Regions from separate parts of the Homo sapiens genome. Here region 1 is linked to region 2. Evidence: chromatin loops called from intact Hi-C (ENCODE). Cell type or tissue: dorsolateral prefrontal cortex. All regions are shown on one strand. Links, peaks and the distances in the headings refer to the core of each region. The heading gives the core; the rest is flanking DNA.

Evidence for each region. A loop is a pair of places that touch in the nucleus more often than their neighbours do. Peaks named below come from ENCODE experiments on the same cell type or tissue, not always from the same donor. Only the 100,000 strongest peaks of a DNase experiment are listed, where the experiment ranks them.
Region 1: a loop joins it to region 2, with 2.8 times the contacts of the local background. A loop is called at or near these places in 4 of 110 quality-filtered maps.

Annotation. Positions count from the first base shown.
Region 1 is chr7:86,704,935-86,712,366 of GRCh38, forward strand. The region is part of intron 1 of GRM3 (glutamate metabotropic receptor 3); the gene reads left to right. Among named protein-coding and RNA genes, the nearest start is that of GRM3, 65 kb to the left of the region's middle. RefSeq lists an enhancer at 3,288-3,812. In dorsolateral prefrontal cortex, for the core only: no CTCF peak of the experiment used is centred there; a DNase peak (open chromatin) is centred at 3,617; H3K27ac peaks cover 4,593 bases.
Region 2 is chr7:86,641,038-86,648,469 of GRCh38, forward strand. GRM3 (glutamate metabotropic receptor 3) reads left to right here and starts at 2,872. Exons shown (of 6, transcript NM_000840.3): 1 at 2,872-3,835. In dorsolateral prefrontal cortex, for the core only: CTCF peaks have their summits at 3,839 (motif pointing right) and 4,048; DNase peaks (open chromatin) are centred at 2,824, 3,794, 3,894 and 4,303; H3K4me3 peaks cover 4,462 bases; H3K27ac peaks cover 4,704 bases.

The DNA of each region.
Region 1 (7,432 bases), core at 909-5,908, 64 kb after region 2:
ATGTTAACTATGAACTAATTTCTTTAATCTTGAGAATGGTGTTGAATGCTGTATTGTTAGGCAATACTGACATAGGCATCTAATTCACATATAGCTCTTCCCTTTATATAGCATTTTTTTGAACATCCAAAGGCAGTTTTAATAAGGGAACTTATGTATAATATAGATTATATTTTGATATGAAAATAAAATCTGGTAGGTAATGCTAAAATATAAATGAATGTTATAAAACTATTCCAATGAGACATTCCCAACAGCTCTCTATTTTTTCCTTCCTTCCTTCTGTCTTTCTTTTAAATTACCTGCCTTTTTCCTTCAATGTCATTTATTTTTCAATCTTTGGACCACTTATTTTCTCATTAAAGTGAAACACAAAGAATGGCTTTCATTACAACTCAGAGAGGTGAAGTACCAGTCAATTGGCACCAACATATAGTTTCCCTCACTGGAGAACTGAGAGAGTCATCTCTATTTCTCAATTTTGAGACAGACTCTTCACAATGAATAAGTAATTTGAAAATCAAAAAGACATTTTGATGAAAAACGAAGCTGAGGCTGAACTAGCTGCATGGTTTAAGTCATCTATAGGCTGAGTTGTGAGCAAGTAGACAAAGCTCTAGAAGCCTTTTAAATTTTTTTGTAAACATACTGACCCATGTATGCATACACTATAAAATCTGGCATTAAAAAGAGCACAAGAGTCTTTTCCTTTGTTTTGCATACATAATTTTGAGAAGCACTTTTTTGGATCAAATGCTGCAAACAAAAACAAAACAAAAAAGAAACAGTTTAGCCAAGTTCTAGTTTTTATTCTTGGGCTCTCTAATAATAATTTTATATCACCATGCTTATAGGACATAAATGTTGCCTGATCAATCTCATCTCTCCCCTTTGGAAAAACTTGTCTTTGAACCATTAATTTTTATATCATGTTTAAAGATCACAAAGCAAGATTATGCTGATGAAGTTTATTAAAAAATTTGGAAGGCAATTTTATAATAGCAAGTAAACACAAAAGTGTCAAAGCACCAGAAATACAGCACCAGACTTTTAGCCCATCTGCAGATAATCTGTCTAGGATGATAAAACTTGTCCTTTGTTTATACAAATCCATAGACTATTTGAATAGAAATTTTATAATATACACTACATTTCTAATTCTAAGGATAAATGAAAATTACTAAGAGACACAATTTATAATGAATTCATTGAAATATTAGACCATTTCAATTCTGACTTTCCTATAGTTTGGAAAATTCCTTTAGCCCTGAAGGTCAAGGCACAGTTTAGTGCTAAAAATACCTGTTAGAGTTTAAAGTAGGGTGAGTAGAGCCCATCCTTTTTCACAATTTGTTATCTCCATAAACAAAGCTATATTGAGAATTTCCTCTGCAATTTGTATGGTATGATAAAAGATGCTAAATTCAGCAGAGACCAGGGTCTCAGCTTTACAATCTAAAAGAACAGAGAGGATAGACACACAATAGACCACATATGTCAAATGGCAACTACAGATAATAAGCATTCAGAATAGGGGAGGTCACTTCCAGTTGGTGTTAGTCAAAGCAGGCTTTATGAAAGGCTTTGTGGTGGGCAGTATGCTGATGTGCAAGTGGTAAAACAGAGGACACTACAAATCAAGGAGATGACACTAATGGAAATGTAGAGTCAAAGGAGTGCAAGGCTCACATGGAAGCATATGGATCCGGGAGCTAAGAGCCAAGTGCACAGTTGTTGAATGAGGGAGAGAGGAGAGGTTACTCTAGTATGCCAGGCACATGATCTTGAACTAGGAACACTGACCATAGATTGGCATTGACAAAATGGGTTGATTTTTTTTTAAGTTGACTTTAATTAGCAAAAAAATAGCAATGTTAAAATAAACATTTCATAATTCACAATTTCATCATATTAACAAAGCAAGTATTTTTATTACTTTGTATTTCCTTACAGGGATTTGTCCATATGGCTGAATATTTTTTCCTAGAAGTTGTCATACAATTTTGCACTTAGATATTTTTCAGTGAACGTTATAACATCGAACATATCTCTGCTGCTTTTTAAAATTTTCTTTGAGGAAATATACTTCCCTAGAATACTAAATTAGACCGATAGCAAGAGTAGCTAAAAACAGAAGTAATTTCTTGATGAGTTTTTATAAACACACTTGTTTGGAAGGTCCTTGAGCATATCTACACTTTCCACATCTTGAATTTTCCAGACCAACCCTGATAACATTTTTTCCTATAGTCCTCCCCTCTCTATGACTGGTACACTCAGACAACAGATTTTTGTGATATATATTAATTTTATTCTGTAATTTTAGCAAACTGATTTGGATCACAAATATCCTTCACTTACTTGCAGTGTGAACTTAGGCAGCTTGCTAAGTTCTCTAAATCTTAGTGTTGTCCTCTACAAAATGAGGCGAATAATGATACCTCCTCCTAAGATTGCTGTGATGAATTAAGGAGGGCTTCCGTGACAGAGAGTGTGGACTGTGGTTAAGAACAAAGACTCTGGGACCATTTTGCCTGAATTCAAAATTTAGTTCTACTCCTGGCTCTGGGACCTTGGGCAAGTTATCTGACATCAACTTGCTTCATGAGAACAATGGGGATGATGATAATAATAGACATATATGTACTCCTGTCAGGGTTGATGCAGGGAACAAAAGAGCAAAGTGGATAAAGTGGCTTGTAATTGTGCCTGGCAGATGCATGTGCTATGAATGGGTTCATTATTATTACATAAAATGGTTGGCATAGTATTTAGATCATGGTAAGCAGCCAATAAGTGGTAAAAAGTAATTATAGATGTTACTTTTTACTCAAGCAGAATGCTTTTATCATCTCTCTTAATCAATGTTTGTTTTCCTTCCACTAAACCTGGGAGACATAAACCTAGTTTATTTAACAAACGATTATATAATATTTACCAAATGCCAGGCACTGATGAAAGCACTTTACAAATAGTTCATTTAATTTTCATTAAGAACCCTATGAAAAAGGTACTGTCATGATTCCCACTTTAAAAAATGAGAAGCGTGAATTACATAAAGGTTATATAATTAGCCCAATGTCACTGAGAGACTATATGTCAATTAATCGACTCCGGTACTAACAACAGATAGAACTGGGATTCTAAGCCAGTCTCTCTGGCTCTAGAGCCTACACTCTTAATTAACTATGGCACTGTGTGGTTTCCAAGAAAGGAAAACTTTCAACCCATAGGCCCTTTACTCATGCAACCTTCTGGGCCATATGCCAAGCACCATAAGCCCCCTTCTTGACACTTGAAGATCTATGGGAACAAGGCCTATAAACATTCAGGCTCCATGCCCAGTGGTCTCTATAGTTTGTATCACCAGTTCTCCAATCACCACCCCAAACACACATCCTACAGTGGCCACACATAGAAGCCTAACAGTTCAAGAGATGTCTGGGAAATTCCAAAAACAGAAGGCAGATGAGAAGCAGCAGGGAATTTTATCCATGAATGTCTTCACAGAAGAATCTAAATGCTGATTGAGGGCATGTTGCCCTCCATTGAGGAGAGACCAGCCCCTGCTGGCAGGAAGCTCAGCGTTGACAACAACTACTGAAAAGAAGGCGGAGAGCTTTGCCAGCTGGGGATAGACATCTGGCAAAGGATCAGAGGGGTGCCACGTCAACGAATCCACCCCAGAGCTGGATTTAAACACATTTCCTCTTGGTGCTATGCAAGAGCTTACTGAGTCCACTATTGGAAGAATAGAGCTAAAGAAATTCACCCAGAAGCAAATCAGTTTCAAAGTAATGAGGGCATAACTCCTAATTATGCATCATTAGAGAGCCCTCCTGACCAGAACATAACTGAGGCTGGCCAGAGTCTAGTCTGAGCATACCTTTAAAGTTTAAAATATTGAGCAACTAGGTTTTATTTAAGATTCATGTCTCCATATAAGCAAGGTGTAGGAGAGTTCCTTCACAATCAGCTAAGTAGCTCGAATCTCTGTCACACACATACATATACACACACACACACAAACAGAGTTAAAAAAAATCTTAATTTTTAATCTTAGAAAAAAGTTATAGAGACTATTTCACTTTGACACCTAAATTACAACCTACATACTCAAGGTTTTTTTTCATTTATAGTCAAAGTAATTACAAGCTTTGATTTCCCTATGTGCCCTTGTTTGAGTGCATTTAAGTAGCAATGAAGGCTGGGTTTGGCCCTGAACTCAAACTTTCAGACCGTGAGTTTTTAAGCCCAATTGTATTTTGCATTCCTAAATTTTTCAGTTATTCCAATTCTCTGTCTTCCTTAAGGTCCCCGTAACCGCAATGAGTTCCCCTAATTCACCCAACTCCACCACACTGCTCCATGGCTCTCCCCAGACAAACTTGCTCCCTACCCATCCTACTCCACTGCTTCATAGTTCCCCCTCAGCCAGCTAATCACTCATCTTATAGGAGGCTGCTTCTGCACCCTCATTCTAATGGCCCAAGTAAATTTTATTCTCTTGCATATCTACCTAACCAGGCTTCTCTTTGATTGTCAGTTTTGTATGGCCCCTTTATTTCAACATTCTCTCAACCTCAGGTAAGAAATGCCTCTTCCATCAGACCCAGCCTTGTGGTACCTTCGGGGGGGTGGGGGTAGCAAATGGAACCACTCTGCTCTCATCCCCAAAGATGGACACCTGAGATTCTCTGCTATCAGCTCACACCTGTCAGTGAGTCCAGTTTTCTTCTTTCCTAAGGGGTTTAGACCTTGAAATGATATCATATTAGTAGATACCAAAGTTCTATAAATTGTACAGATCTAGGAATGCTGAAATTTATAAAATTAGGATACACATCTGAGCCTTACCATAAATGTCTGTAACTAAAAAATGTATCAATATATATCCTAAGACTTAGTAGATGTAGTGAGACAAGAGTGGAAGAGAGACATGCAAGAAGTGTGAATTATCTTTGGATGACTTTAAGGAAACATTTGTCCTTGTAGGGACAATTGCAAAGTTAAGCAATGGGAATAACCTATTTGAGGAACCAATATGATGGCATGTCTTGCTATTAAAAAATGGAGCTAGCATTTCACATTATGCTCAAATTAAAGCGAGCATTTTCTTCTATCTCAAAGCCAAATTTGAGTATGACCTTGTACCCACAGCCACACAATAATCAAGAGACTACTTGTTCATAAGAAGAATAGGCTGCAAATGTAACTTCTATTGTCTTATCTTTTCATTTTTTCATAATGCAAATATGACCAATTAAAAATGTAAGTAATATAGTCCACTTATTTCTTTTCTATGAACTCCCTAACTTTGAATTTAGTTAGTTAAATTTAAAATGCCTATTTTTTTTCATTTCAACTCTAGAATTCTTATGCTCTCTTCTGCCATTCTAAGTGGTTATTCCTCTTCATGTTTTTCCTAAGTCTTCTAATACAAATGACTGTTGTTTTGAAATTTCACATTTGAATAAATTACGTTTATGTTTTATATTTACTGGGAAAGCAGATAGCCCAGGAAAAGTTAAAAAAAAAAACTTGTATAAAATAACTATAGAAGACTGAAGTACTTGATGTGCTTTTCTGAATTTCTATGTCCAAAAGTAAGCTGCTACTGTGTGTGTGTGGTGGGGGGTGGGGGGAGGGGGCGGGTGGTGGGGAGAGAGAGAGAGTGAGAGAGAGATTTCATTAACTTGGGGAAAATAGTTTTAAAAACATCCTAAATTTACAGTGGAATGAAGAAAATAAAGTTTCTTTCTCTGTAATTCCCAACTCTAGTAAACAGTGTATTTTCTCAGAGTCTGTAGAAGACAATATAGCCCAGTGGCTAAAGTTTGGACCTTACAACTAGATAATAACATGTCTTTAAAGTGTTACTATGTGTCAGTCAAATATAACAATAAACCAAAAGGTAGATTGTTATTATTATTATCTACATTTTACAGATGAGAAAACTCAGGCACAGAAAGGGTGCCTGAAGTCACAGTGTTAGAAAAGTGTTAAAGCCCCTGTTCCTCCTATCCAGGTTGTCTGGCTCCATTATTCATGCTTTGAACCACTCTTCATGTTGCTTCACTTAACTTGTAATCCTGGCTCTACCATGTAGTAGCTGTGTGGCCTTAGAGAAGTACTCTCTCTGAGCCCCACTTTCCTCATCTATAAAGTAGGGACCATAATAAAATATATTTCTTGTAGTAGGGGCTCAATATGATTTGTCTTCTCTAATTTAATTTAATTTAATTTAATTTTATTTTATTATTATTATACTTTAAGTTTTAGGGTACATTTGTGATAGAACAGTTGCCTGTAAAACATATATGACAGCTTTTGTGAACATTTAATAATGGACAATTTTGCAGAGCAAATCCTAATACGGAACAACAGAGCACTGCATGCACATATGTATATAAATATGTATGCATATATTAGGCCATATTTTCCTGAATTATTTTTGCAAAATATTTCCACAATATTATTTGGTGGCATGTTAAATATACTAAGCACTTTTCTACCATTTTATATACTTTTCCAGAATAAATTCCTTCATCATTTCCTTTTTACTTTCTCTTGTAGTCTCTGTTCCACTCCCATCATTGCACAACAATTACCCTATTCGTGATCATTGATATCTTTTAGCTGCCAAATATACTGGTCTCTATTGGTCTTCATCTGGCTTAGCTTTTCAGCTAATGGAAGATGATGTATAATGGGTGTTCAGTAACAATTCACCATCATCACAACTTATAGTTAATTAATTACACATAATTAATTACACTGTCCTAAGCCAGGCACACTCTAAAGCTCTTTTTGGTTTGCTGGATTCATCTTTTTCCACCTACCTCCATTACACATATAATTCCCCAAGGTTCTGTCCTCAGTCCTCTTTTCATTTCACTGTTTTATTTACACTTAGGGAACCTAGATCCATCTCTTCTATTAGGGTACATATACTTTAAACCTGACCTAATCCTGAATTCTAGACACTCAATTCCAAACCTCTGGACATTCTACATGAATGTTGAGAAAATACCTGTAATTCAACATGACAAAGCAGAATTCACCTCCTACAAAACCTGTTTCTACTTTTGTATGCTCTTTCTGTTAGTGGCATCCTAATATTCAGATCTTCCAGAAGAAAACCTCAGAGGTAGTCTTAACTTCTCTCTCTCCTCAAAGTCTAGTCCTCAAATTCTGCTTACTTTACCTTTGACTTGCCCCTTAACCTCCTCTTCACTCCTGCTCTTCTCTATAACTGGTCCTAATTACTTTTCATCTGAACCACTGTAGCTGTATTTGTAAGCCATTCTTCCTTCCTCCTGTCATCATTTTCAGTACTTTCTGTTTGCTGCCATAGTGTTCTCTTCCTAAAACTCCTTTAGCGTTATGTCACTTCATCACTCCTCTATTTAAAAACCTTTAATAGTTTCAT
Region 2 (7,432 bases), core at 879-5,878:
CATTCAGACAACAGATGTAAACCAGAACTGTTCTGCATAAATTGGATGCCTGATTACCCTATGTGACCAAAATAACAGTTCATTCCTGACTGGTAGTAGAAGGCAACAATGAAATTGATCTCTGAAGAAAAACAGAGGTTTGCTTCAAAGAGAACAGTGCATTTCTGACTGGTAGTAGAAACCAACAAAGAAATTGATCTCTGAAGCAAAATGGAGGTTTGCTTCAAAGAGAATGCTAGTGAGAGTAAACTATGGATCAGCATGGGGACATGGAAGCCATTTTATTTGTAATTAATGATGACAGTACTTCCATTTTCAACGTTTATTCTGGATGAAAGATGGGACACTTTACAGGCCATATTTATTTGTTTTTTGTTTTTGTTTGAGGTGGAGTTTCACTCTTATTGCCCAGGCTGGAGTGCAGTGGTGTGATCTTGGCTCACTGCAACCTCTACCTCCTGGGTTCAAGTGATTCTCCTGCCTCAGCCTCCCTAGTAGCTGGGATTACAGGCACCCACCACATGTTCAGCTAATTTTTTGTATTTTTAGTAGAGAGGGGTTTTCACCATGTTTGCCAGGCTGGTCTCAACCTCCTGGCCTCAGGTGATCCACCCACCTCAGCTTCCCAAAGTGTTGGGATTACAGGCGTAAGCCACCGCCCCCAGCCTACAGGCCATATTTAAAAAATCACTGTAAAGAAGTCCAAGTGTTAATGGTAAAGACTCCTAAGAAAAAACATCATGATTTAGTTACTCAAACAAATATAGATGAATTAGTGAAATTTAGATAAACTAATAAAAATATGAGCTACAAGGAGTGATCTAGATGCCCAAATACATGTGTTTCACTTGAAAAATATTTGAGAAACTTGATACATCAGATGTAATTAAGAAAAGGAACTAGGATTGTTTAGAAATGGAGCCCAGCTAGAATACTTGGGGAGGGTGTGAAGAGAGGGATAATGTAATCTCTTAATTGACATGTTACTTAGTCAGAGGTTTTTATTTAGACCTATCCCTTGAGGCTTTTAAAAGTAACTCGAAAACACACACACACACACACACACACACACACACACACACACACACCAACAAATAAACATTAAAAGCCAATCTATATTCCCGATCAATGACGAATTTAAACAGTGAAGACTAATTGCTTTCAATTAAATATGCTCAACAATTAAAATACCATCAGTTAACTATTATATAAACCAGGGATTTTTAATAGTAACTAATATTTATATGCTTCTTACATGGATTTACTAATCCTCAAAATAATTCTGAGGTATGAGCAATTGTTATTCCCATTTTACAGATGATGAAACTGACATATAGGCAGGTTAAGAAACTTGCCCAAGTTCACGCAGCTAGGAAGTGATGAAAATTCAGGATTCACATTGAGGAATTCCTTTGTGTGTATGGCGTAACGTGGGAGAGGAAAGAAGTGTCTCATCAGGCAATATCTGATAACAGACTGATAATTTGCCTCAGCATTTCAGCCTCTACTCACCACAAGCCTTAGTTAACAGCTAGATACAGACTATGGAGTGCAGTTTATCAGCACTTTCCGTTGTGCAAACATCAGCTACTTTTGTGTGTGTGAGACAAAAACATCAGCTCTCTTCTACTTCTCTCAATCCCAGCTAATTCTGATAAGGTCTTGGAAGCGCAAAATGATGTCTTCTGGAACGTTCTGAAAGAGACCAAAATCTACCCACACAGCTTCATGAGGATCTGAAGCCTTGCAGTGTATAAATCTTTATCTTTCTCATGTTCATGTCATTGCCCCTTGATATACAGTTGTCTATTGGGCAGACATTGTTAAAAGTAAATAAATTCTTAAAATTAAAATTAAATTCCTATAAAGATCTTTTTTTGGTGAACAATTCATGCTGGAAAATACTAATGAAACACAAAGGAAGAGGAATTTTGCTTGTACGTGGTCAATGCTATTGCATTCCAGAAAGAATACGTTGAAAGGGGGACTTCTAAAATTTTAGCATTTCACTATATAATAACACTTTATTTTTTAATATATTCAAATTTCTGGATCTAGTGGAGTTCACAATGAAATATATATATATATATATATATATATATATATATGCACATGTGTCTTTTAAATATTGCTGTCCCTCTAAAAGAATCAGTAGGTAAAATTATTTCTGTAGTTTAAAAGTTCTGGCTAGGTTACAAAAGACAGCAATTGTTAAACAACTTAACATTAAATATTAAAGACTAAATGTAGCATTTAAAGCATTAAGTTTAATTGTGTCTGGCTTCATATAATTCAGTCCTTGGTTAATACAAAGTTAGTATATTAGAGTACAAAAATTAATGAAGTTTCAATTTGGAAATTAAACAGTATGTGTTTCTAGACATAGAAAGATGCCTGGAATTTTACCTTTAGGATTTTATCTGTAGCTGGCAGCCTATTAAAGCTGTTTCCGCGTGCCTTTTTCTCTTTTGTGCCTACGTCACCGATTTAAGGTTCCTATTTATTTATTTATTTTTAAGAAGAAAGAAGAGGTTCTGTAGGAAACATTGACTGTATCCGACAACCATAGCAGGACTAGAGAAGGACCAATGAGGGGGTGCTGGGGGTAGCTTTAAGAGGCGAGGTGGTAGCAGAAAAGGATAAGAAGAAAGATAATTCAGCAGTCCCCTATAATCTTATTCCACCCAAGAAATTTGGGAGAATGCGAAAAAGCAGCAGCCCAGCATTCCCGGATGGGCGTGGCTTTTCTCCAGGGGCTGTCCAATTGAATTCCTTCAGAGGGAGAAGATTGATAAGGGTTGCTAGGAAACAGGAGCGTCTGCCTCCCGCCTGACCCAGAGATTGTTCTGCACAAACCCTCTCCAGGGGCTCGCAGTGTGCAGTTGAGTCGCGAGTACGGCTGAGCTGCGTACCGGCCTCCCTGGCTCTCACACTCCCTCTCTGCTCCCGCTCTCCTAATCTCCTCTGGCATGCGGTCAGCCCCCTGCCCAGGGACCACAGGAGAGTTCTTGTAAGGACTGTTAGTCCCTGCTTACCTGAAAGCCAAGCGCTCTAGCAGAGCTTTAAAGTTGGAGCCGCCACCCTCCCTACCGCCCCATGCCCCTTCACCCCACTCCGAAATTCACCGACCTTTGCATGCACTGCCTAAGGATTTCAGAGTGAGGCAAAGCAGTCGGCAAATCTACCCTGGCTTTTCGTATAAAAATCCTCTCGTCTAGGTACCCTGGCTCACTGAAGACTCTGCAGATATACCCTTATAAGAGGGAGGGTGGGGGAGGGAAAAGAACGAGAGAGGGAGGAAAGAATGAAAAGGAGAGGATGCCAGGAGGTCCGTGCTTCTGCCAAGAGTCCCAATTAGATGCGACGGCTTCAGCCTGGTCAAGGTGAAGGAAAGTTGCTTCCGCGCCTAGGAAGTGGGTTTGCCTGATAAGAGAAGGAGGAGGGGACTCGGCTGGGAAGAGCTCCCCTCCCCTCCGCGGAAGACCACTGGGTCCCCTCTTTCCCCAACCTCCTCCCTCTCTTCTACTCCACCCCTCCGTTTTCCCACTCCCCACTGACTCGGATGCCTGGATGTTCTGCCACCGGGCAGTGGTCCAGCGTGCAGCCGGGAGGGGGCAGGGGCAGGGGGCACTGTGACAGGAAGCTGCGCGCACAAGTTGGCCATTTCGAGGGCAAAATAAGTTCTCCCTTGGATTTGGAAAGGACAAAGCCAGTAAGCTACCTCTTTTGTGTCGGATGAGGAGGACCAACCATGAGCCAGAGCCCGGGTGCAGGCTCACCGCCGCCGCTGCCACCGCGGTCAGCTCCAGTTCCTGCCAGGAGTTGTCGGTGCGAGGTAAGGGTCCCAGAGGAGGACGTGTCCCTCTGGAGGGCGCCCAGCCAGGGCGCGGAAGCTCGGGTGCCGCGTGGGGCAGGCGCAGCCGGGAAAGTTGAGGTAGAGCATGGACCAGTCCCTACAGTCCTGACTGGAGTGGGAAGGGTGGAGGGCAGAGGCGATGTGGGTGTGCATGAGTGAGAGTTTGTGTGTGTGCGCCCACGTCTGTGTCTGGGAGGAGGGAGATTTCAGGGCATAGATCTGCGGCCAGGGTGCGAGAGGTGAAGGGACGAACTAGCACTCGCAGACCCCAGAGAGACCAGTCTCATCAGCCAACCACCTCCATCTCAGCTCTGGGCTCAGAATTTGTTTCTATTTGGGGGCTCCCTAAGGCTTTGTGCACAGGAATCCGTGGATACGGGCGGTTTCATGTGGGTGTGGAGGTTGCAGGCAGAGGTGGGCAACGGTCAGCGAGACCTGGTCCATGCAGCCCAGATAAGCTCCGAAGCCGGAGGCGGCCAGAGGTTTGCCCTCCCGCAAGCAGGGTTGGAAAGGAGCCTTAACTCACTGCCCTTTGCTCCTTTTGGCTTGAGTGAAAAATCGAAAAGCCAGACAGGGAGCATATCTTTTCATCGACCCTGTTCCATTTTCTTATCTGACAGTGAGATAACTCAGAGAGGGCGGGAGATTTGCGATCCAAAAATAGACTAGGTGATATATCCAATAAGCTTGTTTCTTAAGGATTTCATTTAAATTTCTTTCTAGTTATTCCTTGGGTTATCAAAGGTGGACAATTCTCTAAGGTACAACACTTTTAGGTAAATATATTAAGGAAGGATTCTCCCACTTTAAGTATTTTAGATATTGTAAATTTTGAAAAACAAAACTATACACCTCTAAAGATCTTTGGTTAAGGACTCAACTAATTTGCTTATAAAAATATTTCTACTATTTGAATAGTAATAGATATGTTTGGGGTCTATATGTAGGTACATATTGGAATATTCAAAGTTGAGGTTAATGTGAGTTGAGGTAGGTGTGAGTTAAGTACCAACAATAGTTCCTTAGAGTTTCTTTGCTTGAATTTCTTAGAACTGTCCAGCACAGCTACAGTATGTTTCTTTGTGGTGGGCGGGGGGGTGGGGGTGGGGGGGTGGGGGGGGGTGGGAGGGAGTTTAGGGGGTGGAGTCTGCTTTGGTTTATCTGATCACACACTTTAAGATTCCTCTCTGAATTCTAATTGTTTGCAGAAGTATATTCAATATAGGCATTACTAAAGTAATCTAGATTGCCACTATGCTAAACTATGGATAACAGTTCCTAACAAAGATGCTTAGGACACTCTAATGAATAAATATGATTCTATATTCCTACGTACCTTGTTTCTAAAATCAGCCCAATAGAATTTGAATATATTTGGAAGCTATTGTATGCCAGAAATTATTGTAATACTTTTCCTTTCACAATGGGTAGTGTTTTATATTTACAAAGATTTCTTACACCTGTAGACTTTAGCTGTCAATCTTATTGGGTTTTGATCACCCAGCAGGAGTACATAGATATTTTGAATATACATGCCCAAAGGCTATCTTATGTTCAGAGTAACACAGGAGCTCAGGATGGAAAATGAGGAAAGGAAGTCTTGAAACCTATACCTTAACAAATAAAACAATGAAATTCCAGAATATCTACCTTTATTAGATGAAAAAGAATATGGCAACAATACCTTTTAGCATTGAAACCCCTCCTGCCCCTAGATACTATATATCTAGGTATAAAACTGTGGTTTTATGAGTTAGGCCCTTACCAGTGAAATGTGAAACCTAAATCATAGAAAATTATGCCAGTACAATGAATAGGCCACACTTTGGAGCTTGAAACAGATGTCTTTCTATTTATTTAAATTGAATGGTATTTTTCAAACTTCAGGAATATATGATCAGTAACAAGAAAATGTGTGGAAAGCCACACACACAAAAAAATCTTATAATTAAAATATACTCTGTGACCTACTTATTTTTGCACAATGGGCTTTTTAAAAAGTTGTGGTATACATGTGAAAAGGAGTATAAATCCGATGATTTAACCCACAACTACACATATCAAAATGATGAGCTCATCTTTAATTTTATATCACTGTAATTAAAATTGGTAAGTTGAACAAATGCAAATATAACGAAATTGATTGAGCTTTATGTTTAAGTTGAAATTAATATTTGTATTGAATAAAAGAATGGGGATAATTGTCAAAAGCTCACTGCTTCACTTCTCTATGACAGGTGATTAGCTGGAATCACACAATTGAAGATGTTCTTATTTTGAAAGATTCTCAGCAATAACATTTTACAACTTCCCTGGGTACATTTTCCTCACTTTTATTTCATGTCGAACTATCTTTTTGCCAAATAAAACTGTTGTCTTTCTTGTCCATTCTTCTAATAGTGATCAGTCGCAAAATGAAGCATGAGGTTTTTCCAGGATACTAGCTACCTCCTGCCAAAATGTAGCACATTGGCTTGGGGGTGAATTTTCCAATTGTTTTCCTGCACTAAACATCATCCCAATATTCTACTAAACAAAAGAAATGAAAATGAATACCTAATCACTATTGTAAAACAAGGAGGGCAGGATTCAGTTACGCACACTGGAATGTGGCCAAAGTTCCAGCGTGAGACTTGTTTTCTCCAGGAGTAATTCTCAAAAAAAGGAGTACGTGTTTACTCACAGTTGTCTCACTTTGCTATTTTAAACTGAGTTTATTGTGCATTCTCACATCTTTTGAGACTCCACTAAATGGATCCAATACTGCATTAGATGAATTTGTTGAAATTGCTCCCAAGGAGGAGCATAAAATGATAGAAGATTATCTACCAAGTCTGAACACATAAAATGAGTATCATCATAGTAATCACTGAGACGGCAAAAACTATTAGCTCATACCCCTCCTTCTACTTCTAATGTAGGCTTGGTCCCCATAGCCTACTGTATTTTGGAGTACTTCAGTCCAGTCTGACTTTAAATGGATCACGTAATGACTTCTTCCAGAGTCTTTGAAAGACTATTTCAGTCTAATGGTTCTCCCTATTAAGAACTTTGTTGTGATATTCAGCTTAATTTTCTCCTGATTATATTTTATCTTGTTACTTAATTCCTATTATAAACCTTCTGGACTAGTTCATCCTCTTGTCTGATTCAGATTCTTCATCCAACATTTCTCTAGGACTTATAAAATACAAAAGCTTCACACAGTTACAGGAGAGAATACAAAGATGGCAATTCTATGTCCAGACATCTTTGCTAAATGTTTAAGACATTTTTTGCACACTTATATATGTGTATAACTATATGTTCCTAATAATTTAATTTACTAATGTAAGAATTAAGAAATTACCTTTTCTGATGTTAATGACCTATGTGAATATTAAGGTGGTACTTTCTGAGGAATGTTCTATGTGGATGCACATTATGAGACATTTTCATTGCAAATTTGTTTGCAACAGAACCCTGTCAACGCCCACACTACAAGGGAATTTTGTGACATGCTGGTCTGATGCTCCTCTGAGCCCCAGAAGCTGTTGTCATGTAAATTCCACTATTGAAATGAAAGTGATGTCCATA